Linked DNA regions of Homo sapiens: region 1 is linked to region 2. Evidence: chromatin contacts called from ENCODE Hi-C or POLR2A ChIA-PET data. All regions are on one chromosome and are shown on one strand. Each heading gives the region's core, a stretch centred on a gene start or an enhancer-like site at or near the end of the contact. The rest is flanking DNA. Distances are from core to core; before and after follow the strand shown.

What was found. A loop is a pair of places that touch in the nucleus more often than their neighbours do. ChIA-PET counts read pairs that join two places held with the same protein, here RNA polymerase II (POLR2A). Pooled maps may share reads with other maps.
Region 1: a loop to region 2 is called in a pooled map, with 1.8 times the contacts of the local background. The contact joins two enhancer-like sites. A Hi-C loop is called at or near these places in 3 of 168 maps with a recorded cell type or tissue (CD14-positive monocyte and breast epithelium) and 5 of 50 pooled maps. POLR2A ChIA-PET finds 5 or more read pairs at or near these places in 1 of 52 experiments (common myeloid progenitor, CD34-positive).

What each region holds. Positions count from the first base shown.
Region 1 is chr21:41,344,263-41,349,151 of GRCh38, forward strand. FAM3B (FAM3 metabolism regulating signaling molecule B) reads left to right here. Exons shown (of 8, transcript NM_058186.4): 4 at 214-272; 5 at 1,424-1,474; 6 at 2,751-2,838; 7 at 4,330-4,462. Among named protein-coding and RNA genes, the nearest start is that of MX2, 15 kb to the right of the region's middle. Within about 2 kb of position 2,194, at least 4 of the 41 ENCODE cell types and tissues checked have a DNase peak (open chromatin) inside an H3K27ac peak, as active enhancers do.
Region 2 is chr21:41,393,546-41,398,695 of GRCh38, forward strand. MX2 (MX dynamin like GTPase 2) reads left to right here. Exons shown (of 14, transcript NM_002463.2): 7 at 2,042-2,240; 8 at 4,068-4,146. Among named protein-coding and RNA genes, the nearest start is that of MX1, 30 kb to the right of the region's middle. Within about 2 kb of position 3,363, at least 11 of the 41 ENCODE cell types and tissues checked have a DNase peak (open chromatin) inside an H3K27ac peak, as active enhancers do.

The DNA of each region.
Region 1 (4,889 bases), core at 944-3,443, 50 kb before region 2:
CCCTGAGGGACTGAGTCTGTAGACACTGAGAATAGATGTGTGTGGATGAACATGGGGGTGGCGGTCTCGGGAGCTGCACCAAGGCGAATGCAGACTTTCAAGGAAAAGGTGGGGGACAGCAGATGAGACTGACATTTGGTCAGGCGAAGACTTCGCGGAGCGGGGAGAGTCGCACGCCTCTTGGTACTTGACTAATGCTTAGCTCCATTTCAGACTTATGGGAGAACAGCTGGGAAATGTTGCCAGAGGAATAAACATTGCCATTGTCAACTGTAAGTTACTAAACATTTTCTTTAAACTTCTCTAAAAGCTCTCTGGTCAGATTTTCAAAGGTACCTTGGGTTTTCGAGACTTTTGCGCGTGATTTAGTCTAGGTTTGTATTTTAATGCATTTTAAGATTATATACTCAATTATTTTTACAAGTCTCACTTCACAGATTATTTGTGGTTCTAACAACAAATAAACAACTGAAAACCAAATATAGACTTTATTTTAAAAAAAGAAAAAAACAGAGGGATAGGCCAAAGTTAGGGTTAACACCAGAAGGGCCGCCAAGGGGGTGCAGCCTGTGGTCCTGGACTGAGCCTCTCATTTGCTCCCAGAGTCCCAGTGTCTGCTCAGGGGCTGACACCATAGACCATCTCATCCTTCTGTGTGATAAAAGCCACTGCAACCTCGTGGGAAACAAAACTTGGCCTTTCTCTTAGGTCTGGAATAAAGCTCTCTCACAGTTGCCTTTGAGGGGCCCAGAGGAGAAGGAAAGGGTTTCCCACAACGTCCCTGTGAGTGAGTGGGCCGCATAGCCCCGAGACGTGAGGGCTGTGGAAGTGAAGATAAAATGCTCCCAATCTGACAGCCCTGAAGGAGGCTGTAAAGTAGGAAGTGGGCAGGCTGAGGGGGCTCTGGTGTTTCTGTGGGATGAGGCGGGTGGGCCTGGCTGAGGGGGCTCTGGTGTTTCTGTGGGAAGAGGCGGGTGGGCCTGGCTGAGGGGGCTCTGGTGTTTCTGTGGGATGAGGCGGGTGGGCCTGGCTGAGGGGGCTCTGGTGTTTCTGTGGGATGAGGCGGGTGGGCCTGGCTGAGGGGGCTCTGGTGTTTCTGTGGGATGAGGCGGGTGGGCCTGAGTGAGGGGTCTCTGGTGTTTCTGTGAGATGAGTTGGGTGGGGGAGGTATTAGTGTTCCATCAGGTGTAACCCAAAGCAAACTGGAAGAAAGTTCTAGCACAGCTTCCAGCACTTTCCTTTGACCTGGTTTTGGGGACTCTCCTCAAGGGGCCCGCCCTGTCTCTGCAGGCTGGGTCATTACATCAGTGGTGTTTGCTGGAGATAGACAGGGAAGAAATATTTCCTTCCCCAGGCCCTGGTGCCACAAGTGCGCCCTAGTTCTGTGAACTTTCTTTTAAAATACCATTTCTTTTATTTTCAGATGTAACTGGGAATGTGACAGCAACACGATGTTTTGATATGTATGAAGGTGGTAAGAAAATTTTTTCTGTTAAAATTCAAATGAATTTTAAACAGAAAATTAAGATTAAAAAGCACAAAGAAAAATGTCAACCATTTTTATTTTGTCTACTAGAAAAACGCCAGCAGCTCTCCTGAGTAATCTAGAGTGGTCTTATGTAGATCCTCTTAAACTCTAATTGAATTCATAGAACATTTGAAGGCATCATCTAGAAATGTCTTTTCTTCTGTTAGTTTTCCTCAGTCTTTCTCTTTTTAGCTCTCATGATATAATAAGAAAGAGAAAAAGCCTTTTTTTTAAAAAAAAAAAAAAGCCAAATACATTATATGTAAAATAAAGCCACCAGCATCCAGCCCTAAATATCATCATCCTTTGAAAGCTGTCACGATTACTCCTGGTGACTCACAGTGCTCTGCTGGGCTCAGGGCAAGCATTCCCGGAACCCACGGGTGCCCAGTCTTTCTCGATGGTCTCTCCTTTCTAGGCACTGACTCTTGACTGCAGTTGTTGGCCAGGATATACTATCCCCTCTTATTTTTATATATCAATGAGACTTTCAAAAACAAGTTTTTATAAAGATAGTGAAGACGAAGAATAGAAAACGCCTGCACCCACCCAATAAGAAGGACACAGTTGTACTCTGCAGTTAACCTAAGCAGAACAGTAAATAATGAGCCGCAGCGGTGAGTAACAGGGTTTGAGGTTTACCTTTATTTTATAAGGCATAGATAAGTCTCTTGGCACAGACTTGCCCACGGTCCACATGTCTCGTATTTGAGTTCTGTGGGAGTCTCTCTCCTGCACACGTCGGTGTGTTTGCAAGGCCACTCTGCTCAGTGGTCGTGGTGTGGGTGTGGGTGTGGCCCTTTATCAGTGACTACAGAGAACACTCCACCTGTGCCACACAGGCTGCTGCTTGTTAAGAGTTTGGTGATCTCATTTCTAAGGAGGGTTTTTTTTTTCTACCAGGGGCTCCACTTCTCTTGTTTGTTGGTCAAAAAAGCTCCTTATCTTGACCCCCTTTCACTACTGCCCTGAACACCTATTGCAAGTGTTAGGTTCTTTTCCTTCTACGCTGTGCCACTCACCTCAGATAGTCCCTATGGTACCCCAGTGAATGTTCACACGTCCAGAGCTAGCACACCATCTGCAGGGTTGAGCAGCGAGCGCTGGGACCCCCAAGGATTCAGAATGGACACAGAATGCAGGTGCAGGAGGAAGCCCAGCACCCAAGGCAGAGCCTCAGTGAACAGCAAAGACCCTAAAACTGACTTGCATCCCCCAATAGATAACTCTGGACCGATGACAAAGTTTATTCAGAGTGCTGCTCCAAAATCCCTGCTCTTCATGGTGACCTATGACGACGGAAGCACAAGGTGAGTGGGTGTAGGTCTGTCACAGCGGTGGGCAAGAGAAGCCAGCTGGGGCAGAGGCTGCCAGGGTCTCTCAGTGACATCCTCTGGGGACAAGCAGAAAGTCCAGGAGCAAAGTACTTCTCTAAGGAAAAAGAATGAAAGATCATGACAAAATAGATGGCATTTCTTTAAAAAAAAATTAAATCACTAACCACAGAAGTACTAGAACCTAAATCAAAGGAGTATTTCAAGGAATCAAGACAAAGCCACTGTTGACCATAATTAGGACAGACAAACTAACCTCCGGACAGAAAGCCTAAACCCAGGGTGGCATTAATAGTTACAGCAATGTGAAAGGAAATTGAGATAATTTCCCTATAGAAAGAGGAAAAGAGGCTGGGCGCAGTGGCTCACACCTGTAATCCTAGCACTTGGGAGACCGAGGCAGGCGGATCACGAGGTCAAGGGTTCGAGACCATCCTGGCCAACATGGTGAAACCTTGTCTCTACTAAAAATTAAAAAATTAGCCAGGCATGGTGGCATGCACCTGTAGTCCCAGCTACTCAGGAGGCTGAGGCAGGAGAATCGCTTGAACCCAGGAGGCGGAAGTTGCAGTGAGCCAAGATTGCACCACTGCACTCCAGCCCGGTGACAGAGCGAGACTGTCTCAAAAAAAAAAAAAAAAAAAAGAGGAAAAGAATAAAGAAATACACACATACACATTCAATACTGTACTAGAAGTGGATGTAGCTCAGTGCCTCTCAGAGTGTGTCCTACTAAGTAAACCAAACCTGTGTCTTTGCTGCAGAATGTCTAAGAACCTTCAAAGTGCTTATTTGTGTGGTGAATTTCCCAGACAGGGCTACTGACCACAGCATTTCCCAAATTTATCAGATTCCTTTTTTCATGGAGCATCTTACCAAACTGAAGTTCCTTGGCACATACTTTGAAAAATTCTGACTTAACTCACTTAGAACAATCTAAACTTAACTGTTTACTTTCCTGTCTACCCTCCTGTCACTTCCTCTAAATCTTAATGTTTGCAGTGGCAGTATTGTTTTACATTTCTTTTTCCTTTTTGATGTGGACTTTTCTGATTATGAAAAGGGGGCAGTTTTGGCATTTGCTTTCATCTTTCAGCAACTTCTCTCCACCTTATTTTGTGGTCACTAAACAAGGGGCAGAGCAATAGCCGAAAATTGTATTGGCTGAGTGTGAGCCTGAGATTGAACCCCAAAGCACAAGGGCTTTCCAGAATTGAGAAGTAGAATTCTGTGCCCCAAACTGGGGCCTAAAATGGCTCTGGATGTCCAATGGTTAACTAGAAATGTGACATTCTCAAGAAGCATGTGTGCCTCTTAGCTGCCACTGTGTGTCATGCACTGCAGCAGGAGATGAATGTGTTTAGAAACCTCCATCCAAGGATGCACAGCGTAACACATCCAGAGCAGAGTTCCTCTCCTCTCCACGTCTCCCTGAGATGCTCACATGCTTTTCCCTTTGTCCTGCAGACTGAATAACGATGCCAAGAATGCCATAGAAGCACTTGGAAGTAAAGAAATCAGGAACATGAAATTCAGGTCTAGCTGGGTATTTATTGCAGCAAAAGGCTTGGAACTCCCTTCCGAAATTCAGAGAGAAAAGGTGAGTGGTTTTAAAATGTCCCTTCCCACCAATGGTGAGTATAGTAAATGCTGTGCCTTGAAAACGTTCCTGGTGGGTTATAACTCCGTCTCCAAACATAAGAGTTGTGTCAGCTGTTTCCATGAGATCAGCATTAGATCCGGACAGAAGTTTCAAACTTCTCCAATCTCTTTCAAAGTAGAAAATTCTGAATGGGCTGTTGGTATTGGTTTTTCACCATGCTGCAGCCAACATGGTCTGTCCTGGGCCTCTCCTTCCTTGGGCAGGAGGTTTACCTCCCCAAGCTCCTGCTATGGGGAAAGTAAGAGAGCTCACCTCTTAGGATGGCTGAGAGCATGAACAGACATGGTGAATGCAAAACACTCAAAACAGGCTGGACACCAAATCAACACTGCACAAATCTGGCTTCCATTGCTGCTGCTGCTGC
Region 2 (5,150 bases), core at 2,113-4,612:
TCCGTCACTGGCCAGCTGGAAGTCACATTCTTAGACTCCTTGTCTCCATGCCTCTTCAATTCTCAGGCCTCTAAGTATGGAAAACTTGGTTCTGGGCTCTCCTTCTATCAACGCATCATCACATTAAGTGATCTTATCCGGCTGTGGTTTGTAATCCCATCTACATGCCAGTGACTCCCAAATCTGTATCTCTAACCCTGACCTTGCTTAACTGGACAACTCCGTTTGGCTGTCTGGCCAATGTCTCCAGTTAAACGTGACCAGAACAGAACTCTTGGTTTCGTACTCCATCCTGATTCACCTCCTCTCCAAGGCTTCCCCACCTCATTCACAGAACCCATCCGCCCACCCAGTTCTAAAGCCAAATCAAAGAGTCCCACTTGAGTCCTCCCTCCCCTTGCCTCCAAGTCTAATGTATCTGAAGTCCTGGTGACTCTGCCTCCAAAACGGGTGCCAAATCCATCCACTGCTCTCCATCCCCACTGTCACTGCCTAGACCAAGCCACCATGGTCTCCTGCCTGGTCTGCTCAAACATTCTCCTGCTGTTCGAGCACTCACCTTGCCCATGGCAGTGCCCTCTCCACTGGCCTCCAGACATGTCAATCGGGTCATGCCCCTCTCTGTTTACATTCTCTCCTGCTGCCATCTCACATGCATATAAACCCCGGACTCCTTTATCTAGAAAGCAGAGCCCCAGGTGACCTGGCCCTGCCTGCCTCTCTGATCTCAGTTCCACCGCTCTCTGCCTTGCTCATGACCCTCCAATACGGCTCTGCCATCCCTGCTCCCTCTCAACCAGGGTCTGGAGTGCTCCTTCTCCCTCCCCACTAGGCTGACTCCTCCCTTCCTTCAGATGTCAGTCCAAATGTTGCCTTCTGAGAGCGGACCTCCCTGTCCACCCAACTTGAGACTACATCACGCACCGCTGCCCACGGTCATTTGCCAGCACGTCACTTTATGTTAATTCTCTGCATAGCCCTTATCAATATCCATTCTTCTTTATTTCTCGTATATTACTAGATTAATTTATCTGGAAAGAGAGGTTCAAGAATAGTAGACCAGATAGCCAGACTTACCCACAAATTAAAACGAAGGACAAAATAGCGGAAGATAAGGCCAGGCACGGTGGCTCATGCCTGTAATCCCAACACTTTGGGAGGCTGAGGTGGGTGGATCATGAGGTCGGGAGTTTGAGACCAGCCTGGCCAACATGGTGAAACCTCATCTCTACTAAAAATACAAAAATTAGCTGGGCGTGGTAGCACATGCCTGTAGTCCCCGCTACTCAGGAGGCTGAGGCAGGAGAATCGCTTGAACCGGGGAGGCGGAGGTTGAAGTGAGCCACTGCACTCCAGCCTGGGCAACAGAGCGAGACTCCATCTCAAAAAAGAAAGAGAGAGAGAGAGAGAGAGAAAGGAAGGAAGGAAGCAAGGAAAGAAGGAAGGAAGGAAGGAAGGAAAGAAGGAAGAAAGAAAAGTGCTTTTCAACATACACAAACAAGAAATGCAGTGGCAATTTGACACTCAAGCAACATAAACAAAAAAGAGCACTTGGAATTCAAAGTTTTCAATCCAGTGCAAGCAGGAAGGAGTGGGGACAGAGGAGGGGGAGAGGAAAGTGGGAAGGAGGAGATCAGAGGAGGTGCCCACAAGAGGGAGCGGAGTGAGTCTGTTCAGGAGACACTAGAGAGGGACTCCCCTCAGTAGGGAACAAGGCATTTCTTGGAAACATGGTGCATGGAGCCAGTCCATTCTAACCATGCATGCTGCCTTAGTGCTGGGCACCCAGTAGGCATCCACGAAATATTTGTTAAGTCAACTATCCAGGACACTGAATGAACTGAGTGAGAGGGTGAGATAGCGAGCCAATAGAAATGCAAAGAAGAGGGGCAATGAGGGAATGAGGATGGAATGAGGCACTGGAGGATCAAGACTGCAGAAGACCTTGTTGGCCAAAAAAGGAGCCCATAGTCCAGTAGGAGTCAAACCTGTTTGAGGGGATCACTGACCTTTCCATTTCCCTTCTTTAACCATCTCACAGGTATCCTGACCAAACCAGATCTAATGGACAGGGGCACTGAGAAAAGCGTCATGAATGTGGTGCGGAACCTCACGTACCCCCTCAAGAAGGGCTACATGATTGTGAAGTGCCGGGGCCAGCAGGAGATCACAAACAGGCTGAGCTTGGCAGAGGCAACCAAGAAAGAAATTACATTCTTTCAAACACATCCATATTTCAGGTGAGACTCTTCAGGAAAGCTCTGGAATTAGACTCCATGAAAGCCAGCCCATCTGCAAGAGTTGGCCCAGATCATGACCAAAGTGTATGCACAAATTACACAAGGTAGTATAACCTAGCCTCACCTGATTTTTGTGCTAGATTTCTTGGCTTATTTAGACAAATTATTGTTTCTTAGATTCCAATGATGGTGCTGATTAAAAACTGGAATGTGTCATGACATAAAGCGTAGAACTCTTTGGTTTCCCAAAATGTTTTCACTTCCTTTCTGATTTGAGTCCTTATATTAAGAGATACATAAGGCAGGTGAAGTTTCTCCCATTTCCATGGATAAGAATAATGAGGTCAAACAAATAGTGAATGGGAACAGGACTGAACACAGAGCACCTAACTTCCAGAAACCCGTGTGTACCACCGTAAACGGCACACAGGAAAACCTGCTCGATGGAACTCTCCGTGTTTTTAGAGCCTCCAGTGCCCACAGTCATTTGCCAGAATATCACTTGTTTTTATTAAATAGAAACTTAATAATAACTGGCTTTATTAAATAGAAATTATCCTATAGAGACTCTGTAGTTTGTAGGACGCTGGGATTGTTCCCATTGAATGGAGCACTTTTCCCCTTCATTCTGGAACTTGTTGTTCCTGAATGATCCAGGAGCACAGAGGTCACTCCTGCTTGAAGGAGAGCTAATGGGAAAACTGAATTTGGGCCGAGTAGGTCTACGGCTTGCTGACTATGTGATCTTACAATATGGGCCACCTTCTCGGAATTTTGCCTTTCCCATCTTCTCCAGGGGATCCTACTACTGCCTCACAAGATTGTGGTTAGGATTACGTAACACGACATACACAAAGGTCTTGAGCGCCAACAGCCAGCACTCAGTAAACACCACCCGGTTCCTTCTTTCTTCCTCTCTGCTCCTGCTCTGAGTGGATGAAACATACTGTTTCCAATAGCACTGGAGGACATGAGGAGAAGAAAACTCTCCTCCTTGAGCTGGGAGAAGATTTCAAAATAATCAGGCCCATGGTTCTCCATGCTGAGTGAGCAGCAGACTCTCTGGAGAGTTCCTTAAAATTGTGCTAGCTCTGTCCTGCTCTGCCCTGAGGCCGGGGGAGGTGCCCAAGACTTCCTGCTTCTAACAGGTTCCTCCTGGTTGAGGCTAATGTTGCCAGTCCAGGGACCTCCCTTTGCAAACCGCTTCTCAAGGTCTTTGGGAAATCTGAAATCCTTGCATGCCTGCTTGCTGGGAGCCGTCCCTTGCAGTAAGAGGCACTGGCAGTGCTGGGGAATAATCCTGTGTGCTTCATCCTAAATTCCTGCTATTGGCAAACATGCTGCAGCCACGCTGCCTGCTGTGTGGCTGCAGCAAGCAAATGCAGCAAGCTGCTTAACCTTTCTGTGTCTCAGCCTTTCTTGCTCTAAAGTGGGTTGTTAAATGACTAAATGTGTTAATATTTATAAAGCCCTTAGATTGGTGCCTGGCACTTAGTAAGCACCATATATACTTTTGTGATGAGAAATAAAATACTAATCTGGGCAACTCACTTAATCTCCATGAGGCTGGGTTTGTTTTCCTGTAGCTAAGATGACCTACCTCATGAGTTTGTGGGGATGATAGAAAGGGAGGAGGGAAGGAAGCTTCCTGGCCCACAGTTGCCTGGGTGCAGGCTGGTGGCAAGTGTCTTTCTTATGCACCACTTGGCTTTTCTGATGGCACGTGTTGCCCCGGGGAGCTGGGCTCACCTACCACGCACAAAGTCCGGTACTAGCAAGATGGTACACAAGTCCTTCCTGAATGCATGAATGTCTGTCTCATTTCAGAGTTCTCCTGGAGGAGGGGTCAGCCACGGTTCCCCGACTGGCAGAAAGACTTACCACTGAACTCATCATGCATATCCAAGTGAGCCACGTGGGTTGGGTGACAAGTCATCAATACAGCATGCCCAAGTCACTCTCTTGGTCTGGAGTTGGCTAAGATGCCCCACTGATCTGTCCAAACAAGCAAACAAGTACCCTCTGAACACTGTCTCACTCACTGTCACAGGCTCACTGGAAGAACTTCCAAATTGGGGAAGCAACAAGTACATAGTATTAAAACAAATGTTTGAATTGGTCAACAGGGGGGAAAAAGAAGAGAAGGAAACAGTTTAGCAATATAAAAAGGAGTGACCACTGAGAGAGCAAGTTTTCTTTTTTCAATATGTTGTTAATACTTCCTGGTATAAAAAATTTTTCTTGCCAGGCATGGTGGCTCATGCCTGTAATCCCAGCACTTTGGGAGGCTAAAGCCAGTGGATCACCTGAGGTCAAGAATTCGAGACCAGCCTGACCAACATGGAGAAATTCCATCTCTACTAAAAATACAAAATTAGCTGGGCATGGTGGCACATGCCTGTAATCCCAGCTACTGGGGAGGCTGAGGCAGGAGAATCGCTTGAACCCGGAAGGTGGAGGTTGTGGTGAGCCAAGATCGTGCCATTGCACTCCAGCCTGGGCAACAACAGCAAAATTCCATCTAAAAAAAAAAAATTTCTTCTAGCCTCAAACTTCTAAGAAATAATTGGTTTGTAAGAAATAAGTCCATTTTTATGGATTCTCAAAAGCAGACAACTACAGACAAGGGCCTCATGACATCATCGATTATAGAAAAACTTTGGTTTGGCGGTTATTGAGAAATCGAATATTTTTAGTGCTTGCCTAAACCTTCACAAATGAGGCCAAGCAACATGGGAAGATTTAAATGTACCCTTAGAGCAAAGATGATTCCAGATCCTAGGACTTGGCCCATGCTAAATTGTATATCAGACAAAAGCAATGACTTACTTGAGCCAGGAAGCACATACTCAAAGAAAATTTGGTTTGAAGGAGCCAGTGGTTCTCCAACTTTAAGGCACACAAGAATTA